Linked DNA regions of Mus musculus: region 2 is linked to region 1. Evidence: chromatin contacts called from ENCODE Hi-C or POLR2A ChIA-PET data. All regions are on one chromosome and are shown on one strand. Each heading gives the region's core, a stretch centred on a gene start or an enhancer-like site at or near the end of the contact. The rest is flanking DNA. Distances are from core to core; before and after follow the strand shown. Region 1 overlaps Rapgef1 (Rap guanine nucleotide exchange factor (GEF) 1). Region 2 overlaps Rapgef1 (Rap guanine nucleotide exchange factor (GEF) 1).

Evidence for each region. Hi-C counts contacts between places; a loop is a spot of excess contacts on that map. ChIA-PET counts read pairs that join two places held with the same protein, here RNA polymerase II (POLR2A).
Region 2: POLR2A ChIA-PET joins it to region 1 with 98 read pairs in embryonic stem cell. The contact joins two enhancer-like sites. A Hi-C loop is called at or near these places in 13 of 37 maps with a recorded cell type or tissue (CH12.LX, T-helper 1 cell, T-helper 17 cell and 6 more). POLR2A ChIA-PET finds 5 or more read pairs at or near these places in 4 of 5 experiments (Patski and embryonic stem cell).

The regions. Positions count from the first base shown.
Region 1 is chr2:29,631,786-29,635,186 of GRCm38, forward strand. The region is part of intron 1 of Rapgef1 (Rap guanine nucleotide exchange factor (GEF) 1); the gene reads left to right. Among named protein-coding and RNA genes, the nearest start is that of Rapgef1, 14 kb to the left of the region's middle. Within about 2 kb of position 1,492, at least 2 of the 3 ENCODE cell types and tissues checked have a DNase peak (open chromatin) inside an H3K27ac peak, as active enhancers do; they include gastrocnemius, where a contact is called at or near this core.
Region 2 is chr2:29,665,381-29,668,781 of GRCm38, forward strand. All of the region lies in intron 1 of Rapgef1 (Rap guanine nucleotide exchange factor (GEF) 1), which reads left to right. Among named protein-coding and RNA genes, the nearest start is that of Rapgef1, 47 kb to the left of the region's middle. Within about 2 kb of position 1,820, at least 2 of the 3 ENCODE cell types and tissues checked have a DNase peak (open chromatin) inside an H3K27ac peak, as active enhancers do; they include gastrocnemius, where a contact is called at or near this core.

The DNA of each region.
Region 1 (3,401 bases), core at 242-2,741:
ACACGCCCCAACCAGGGATGGCTCACTTCTTTCTTTCGTTCTTTCTTTCGTTCTTTCGTTCTCTCTTTCTCTCTTTCTTTTTCTTTTTCTGTTTTTTGTTTGTTTGTTTGTTTGTTTGTTTGGTTGGTTTTTTTGTTTTTTTTTTGTTTTTTTGTTTTGTTTTGTTTTTTTTCGAGACAGGGTTTCTCTGTATAACTCTGGCTGTCCTGGAACTCACTCTGTAGACCAGGCTGGCCTGGAACTCAGAAATCCGCCTGCCTCTGCCTGAGTGCTGGGATTAAAGGCGTGAGCCCCCACGCCCGGCTGGAGAACATCTTGCAAAAAGTAAAACCTTAAATTGGCAGGACGTGAAGTCTAAGACCACAAGACTCACCACACAATACAGGAAGCAGGGTCTTGAAGAGAACCCTCCCAGTCCCTACCCACTCCCTTCCTCACCCCCTCCCTTCTCTCCATCTCTCCTCCTCCCTCCCCTCTATAGCAGCACTACTCATTATCACCTAGAGGTAGAGGCACCTCAGATGCTGTACAGGGGTGAATAGATAAACAAGCTGTTTCTCTCCATTGTGGAGTATTAGTCAGCCTTTAAAAAAGAGAAGTGTTGTCTGAAGTGCTACTCTGTAGATAAAACCTGAGGGCATTGTGCCAAGTGCAGTAAGAAGTCAGCGAAGCAAGCACCATGTGACTTCACTTTCATGGGATCTTAACTTGGTAAAAATGAGAATGATGAAGCCGAGTGGTAGGGGCTAGCTGAGGGGAGAGGTGGAGTTGGTGGTTACCAGACAGTCCACTTTGCATGGTGAAGATCTTGTGTAGCTGGTGATGATGCAGCATGGGGTTTGTGGTGGATCTAAGCATCGCATGGCTCAGGTAGTCACTTTAAACACATTTTACCACACTTGTTTTAATGGCATTCTGCCCAGAGCCCTATCCTCACACTCATAGGTTTCAAACTTTGCTATGGATACAAAAGTGTTAGCATTTATTTACCTAAACATATTTATTCTTAGATGTAGCTTTACACAATAAATTATGTCAAAACAGTTTTAAAACAGAAGTGTGTAGTGGCTTCATTAGTGACCATGTGTACTGCTTGATGGGCTGAGAGGGACTAGGTAAAGGGCCGTCTGGGTACAGTGGCTCCTCTGTTGGGTCTAGCCCTTGAGGAACCTGTGTGTTCAGGAACCCTTGAAGCCAGGGCAGATACTAGACCACTGGATAAGGTTCTTGCTACCATGTATCTGGGCTTTCCAACTCTGGTAGGCCCCCTCCCAGCCCCCTCCTCAGGGTCAGGCTCTGAGTCAAGCTATGCTCCTGGTTAATGGAAGTTTCAGGGTTCGAGTGTGTAGCTGGGCTTCACCTGAGGCTTGCCGTAGTCTGGCACAGAGTGCTGGGTGCTGTCAGCAGTTACTGAAGCCCAGACTTCTCAGGGTGCACACTGGGCAACTGTTCTGGTTGACGGTGCAGGCGGCAGGCACTGTGAACCTCTGGCTGGGTTCCAAGCTCTTGGCCACATTCCTAAGAAAATATGACTGGCTCATGGGAGGGGCAGAGGGAGGGGAATCTAGACGGAAGCAAGGCCAAGGCTTCCTCAGAAATTCCAGCCCTTCTGGGCCTGTTAGATGGACAGTACCTCTGCAGAGCTCAAAATTAAGATTACTAACTTAGTCTCTGGCCAATGGGTATCATTACAGGTTCCCGCAGTCCTGGTCCCTGGTGATAAGCAGGCAAATGTAAGATTGTTTCATAACACTTCTCAGGAAACAGATACTTTAGCAGAGTGGATTGTAAAACAGCACACTTGGAATCCAAAGTTAAGCTTCAAGAAAGTATATATCCAGGGACACACTGGAGCGTGATGACATCTTCTGCTGAGTTCCCAAGTGCCTGTTTTGTAGGAACTATGTCAGGAGGGGCTTGGATACCTACTCAGATCTGAGCTCCTTGCTACTGGAGCCCAGGCTGGTGCTGGAATCACAAGTGGGTGCCACCGTGCCTTATTGAGACACAGCGGTCCAAGAATTGGGTTCTGATCTTTGCTTATAAATGTTGCCCTGCTATGGCTTCACAGTAAGAAAATCAGTGAAGGCCCTTGTTCATGCAGACCTTCACAGGTGAAGTGTTTTCTGCTCCTCTTGGCCTGCTCCCGATTTCCTCAGGGTTCTGTTCCAGAACCCCACCCTCTCAGCATCCTGGGGCAGATAGGAAATACTGTCACAAACATAGACACACAGCTTGTATTGCAGAGGGACCAGGTTCCTCTGAGAGAACCAGCTCAGAAATATAGGCTTAGTTCTAGAGGGTTCTCATGAGAGTCTGAAATCTCCACTCTGTTCTTCCCACAAACATTTGTTATTTCCACATTCCTTTTACTCCAAGCTGGTAAGCATCGCAATCTGGAAGAGTTGGATTTGAAAACATTGAATGTGTGCAGACAACTAGAGTTCATCCTCCTAGGAGGATTAGGCAATCTTAACTTCCTATTCTTGGAGTAGATGGAGACAAGAATAGGATTTGTGTCAAATTAAGTCTCTTTTTAAAAATGTTTGTAATGCTCTTAAAAACATATAGTAGTACTTTGAGTGTGCGTGTGTGTGTGTGTGTGTGTGCGTGCGTGCGCAAGTGTGCATACACCTATGCATGTGGAGGTCAGAGAACAACGTGAAGGGGTCAGTTCTCTCCTTCCATCCTGTGGGTCCTGAAGATTGAAATCAGGCTGCTTGGATCATCAGGGCTTCAGTTTGATACCTAATAGCAATACTGCTGTCCCTCCTGGCAACAACGGTATTGGGAGGGCACAAGTGTGCGACTATTGTCATTCTGCTGTTCTAAGGGCAGCTTCCTACTGCTGAGATCAGACCCCTGTGCCTTTCCCGTACCTCTCCACAGGAACAGTGGCTAGAGGGTGCCCTTCCCCAGCAGCATCGCTCAGGAACTCATTAGAAATGGGTGACAGAATGCAGCCCTGATGGTTCAGATATCTCATCCTGCTGGCACATGGGAGAGCGAAACAGAAGCCCTGCCTATCACTAAAACACACCCTGGTAATGTGGAAAGTGGCTTGAAACATTCTCCCAAAGCAATTGTAGCCTAAAGATGATTATGAGAGTGAGCAGGGTGAGCAAGGCTTGCTTTCCTTAGTAGACTACAGGGAGAACTCGGCAGCTGTCCAATTAGCTCTGACAAGAAGGTGGCCAGGAGTTTAGCCACTGTGAACAAACTGATGGATCTCCCACTTAATGCATAGTGTGCCTTGGGATAGTAGTTAATTAATTAGGATGATGTATTAGTCATGTTGGTAAACAAGACATTTTAAAACTAAGCGTGTAGTTTGAACTCAGAGTTTAAATTGCATTGGAAGCCACACAGCACATCAGCCCTCTCACAGTGTGGTGGTAAAT
Region 2 (3,401 bases), core at 570-3,069, 34 kb after region 1:
TAATTTATCAGAGTTGGTGAATAATGAGAATCAGGCCTTCCCAGGTGTCTCACAGTCATTGCGCACTTGGCTATGGCCTGAACAGTAATCATTGCTCACTATAGTCCAAAGCCTCTGTCTCCGGTCTTCCCTCAGGAATGGTTCGCCCTTCCCTGACACCTGCATGCTCATTATGGCTCTCAGGTTCTGGGACCTGAGCAGGAAGCACAGCTTGTGTCCTGACAGTTAAAGTCCCAGCTCTTCCAACAGCAGGAGGCGCTGTCTCAAGTAGGTCTCTACTGAAAAGTTTCATCACTCAGCAGCACTCCTGTAGCCTTCTCCTCTGCTTCATAGCTCGGCCTATGCAGTTGACTCTGGGGCTTGCTTGTGACCTGTGACCTGTAAGGAACATTGGCTGTGGGAATAGGTAGACCACACATGCAGGTGGGCAGGTGTGTGTGTCTCTCAGGGTGCATCTTCTCACCCAATCAGATCCTGCCCTCCCAGATCCACTGTGTGCTGGACTCACGAGTTCCTTCCGTGAACCGTTTCTGGATCTCTCTAAAGTAAGCCCTTTACCCTGTCAGCATTTAGCTCATTCTGAACAGGGGGCATTTCCCAAGCTGGCAGAGCGTGTGGACAGGTTTCCATTCCCGCTCGCTCCATCCGGTGCCTTCTGTAGCCTGAAATGACCAGTGTGGAATTGGTTGGAGTCTCTCAGCCAAGATAGACTCAGTGGAATGGGCCAACCCAGAATCTGTAACACTGTTTATGAACAAGAGGGATCAGAGACAAACTCTCAAGTGGACGAGACAGGTTTCTGCTGTCTTTCCCCTGGCCTTGTGACTGTCAAGATGTGAACCTTAAGACTAGTGAGGCCATCTGCTTCAGGAGACAGCCTGCTTCAAGACAGGCCTAAAGTGTGCCATCACCAAAGGTGATAAGTCCTCTCCAAAAGACACAGTGCACCCTGTCCTGAGACCCTTCAGTGAAGTCTTCACAGGCTTTTCAGTAGCTGTTGTTTTCAGACAGGGTCGGCCTTGACCCTCCTTCAGCCATTCTCTGCCTCAGCCTCTTCCCCTCCCGCTCCCCAGTCACTCCCAGCAGGTGTGGGAATGTGGATAGCCCGTAGCCTTTACTGAAGCCTTCTCCCAGGTGAGAGGTGGGTTGGGAAGAGCTGAAGAAGTGGGGAGGTAGCAGGAGAAGAGATGGCCAGGCCCAAGGCTTTATCAGTGCTCACAGACCACACTTATAATTGGGAACCTGGCCAACGTCAGAAAACCCCTCCCCTCTCTCCAGCCAGATGCTGGCAATTCTAGGCATCTCTGAACTGTGTGTTCTCCCCACTGAGGTTTAAAAATAAAGTCCATCCCCTATCCATTACCCTCTCCTGGTCTAAGAGCAGGGTGTGGCCTCAGCTCCTCCTCCCAAGCACTCTGCCTTTGATGTGCGCCGCGGTGAGCACTGATTGGCCGCCTTTCTAGGAGCTGATTTACTTTCACTAGCGCTGCTGGCCAGAAAGTCTCTCCTCTCAACTAGTGGAGACTTGGTTCCCTGCTCAGGGCTATGGGCACATGTCGCAGACAGCTTCCATGCTGGGCATATGGTTCAGAGAGGACAATGAGGAGCCTGACAACAGAGTTGTGTGTGTGTGTGTGTGTGTGTGTGTGTGCTCTGCACTTGTTGGAAGGAAACTTTTGAGTTGACCCAGAGGAAATAAGATTCCTCCAGGAACAAAAGCAGACCCCAGTCCCTCCCACCACTGGACTTGGATCTACTTTGAGCCATCTGCAGGGTGCGTACCACTTTTCTGCTGCCAAACCAGACACTGCTGGTTGGCAAATGCACCAAGACTACCCTGTCTATCCTTGGTTAATCAAGGTTTCTGCTTGCAGTGAGAACACAACCACCCTAAATGGAGGCTTCGGGGCTGAGTGAGGTCAGGCTGCAGCAAGCCTCTGATGGGAAACGGTCCAGGCCATTGCACCACCTGGACTCCACGGGCCTGTGCATAACTCCACACCTTATACAGTGCTGTGTGTTTAGTGGTGTTGGGGGTGGTGAAAGGTCACACTTGACTGAGAATGAAGTGACCTTAAATCAATGAAGTCTGGTTTTGCCTAAATCAGTGTGACTTGTATCTATAATTCAAAAGCATGAGCCCCTGGGCCAGTTGTGCTGGCTAGCACGCTGAACACGTGGCACTGATGAAGATGCCTCATGAAAGGAGAGGTAGCTGTGATGCTCTCGGTGATAACTGCGGAAGGAATTGTGCTGGCTTTGGCCAGGAGGCCGAGTCTGGAGCTTTATCTTGGCTCCAGGTGTGAGTGAGTGAGTGTGAGTGAGTGAGTGAGTGAGTAAGTGAGTGTGAGTGACTGACTGACTAAGTGAGTGAGTGTATAAGTGAATGAGTGAGCAAGCGATGTAGCAAATGAGTGTGTGAATTGTGAGTGTGTAAGTGAGTGAATGTGTGAGTCTCTAAGTGAGTGTGTAAGTGTGAGTGCGTGAGTATGTTAGTGAGTGTGTGTATGAGTGACTATGTAAGTGAGTGTGTGTGAGTGAGTGAGTGTGTAAATGAGTGTATAAGTGAGTGAGCGAGCGAGTGAGCATCTGGCCATGCTACTGAGTGCCTGCTCTGTGGCCTGATATAGTCTGTTTCTAGAGGGAGAAGAGGGGGTGTCAGGATCCATGAGAGAACAGATGTCACATCTCTCACCTGAGTTCTCTCAGCGTCCGTAGCAGTCTGCCCGCAGTCTGCCCAGCCAGTGCTGCTTGCTTTCAGGCCCTGCCACACCTAGCATAAACATGGATGGAGAGGGCTTCCTAGCCCGGAGTCCAGCTAAAGGGTCCGCTTGCATTCCACAGCTGTTGCTGCTAGTGGGTGTGACCTAGAAGCAGTTACAGCCAGCCTAGTCCTAGGAACTTCCTTGGTATGGAAGGGGAGGTCTCAGAGTTGTCCTGTCTAATTCAGCCATCCTAAAAATGGCTGAACATATCCTAAAAGTGTGCATAGAACATGCTGGAAGTGTAACTTCCACACCATAGTAGAATGTACAAAAAAACAAGGAAGTAACTCAGGAGCAGTTGTATGAAATTGTCTGCTGGGTGCTGATATTTTAGGTTAAATGGGGTGAAAGTAGTATTAAATGTAACTCCCACTGGGCCTCTGCCCAGTAAGGGCCTAAAACACCCACCATTCCCTAGAGACCTAGAGGAGATATGAGGGATAGCCTTTGTCCTCTGTTGCGTAGATAGCTTGAACACATAGCTGCTGCTAGGCACCTCTATGGTAGTACCTCAGTGAATGCAGAAATAGTTCGGGCTACAGAATTCATTCACAGATTCTCTGTGCTTATTGATGAGCATGCGTTTATTTATCTGTTCTTGCATCTACTACTGAGCTAAGTGCCAGAATCCAAGGT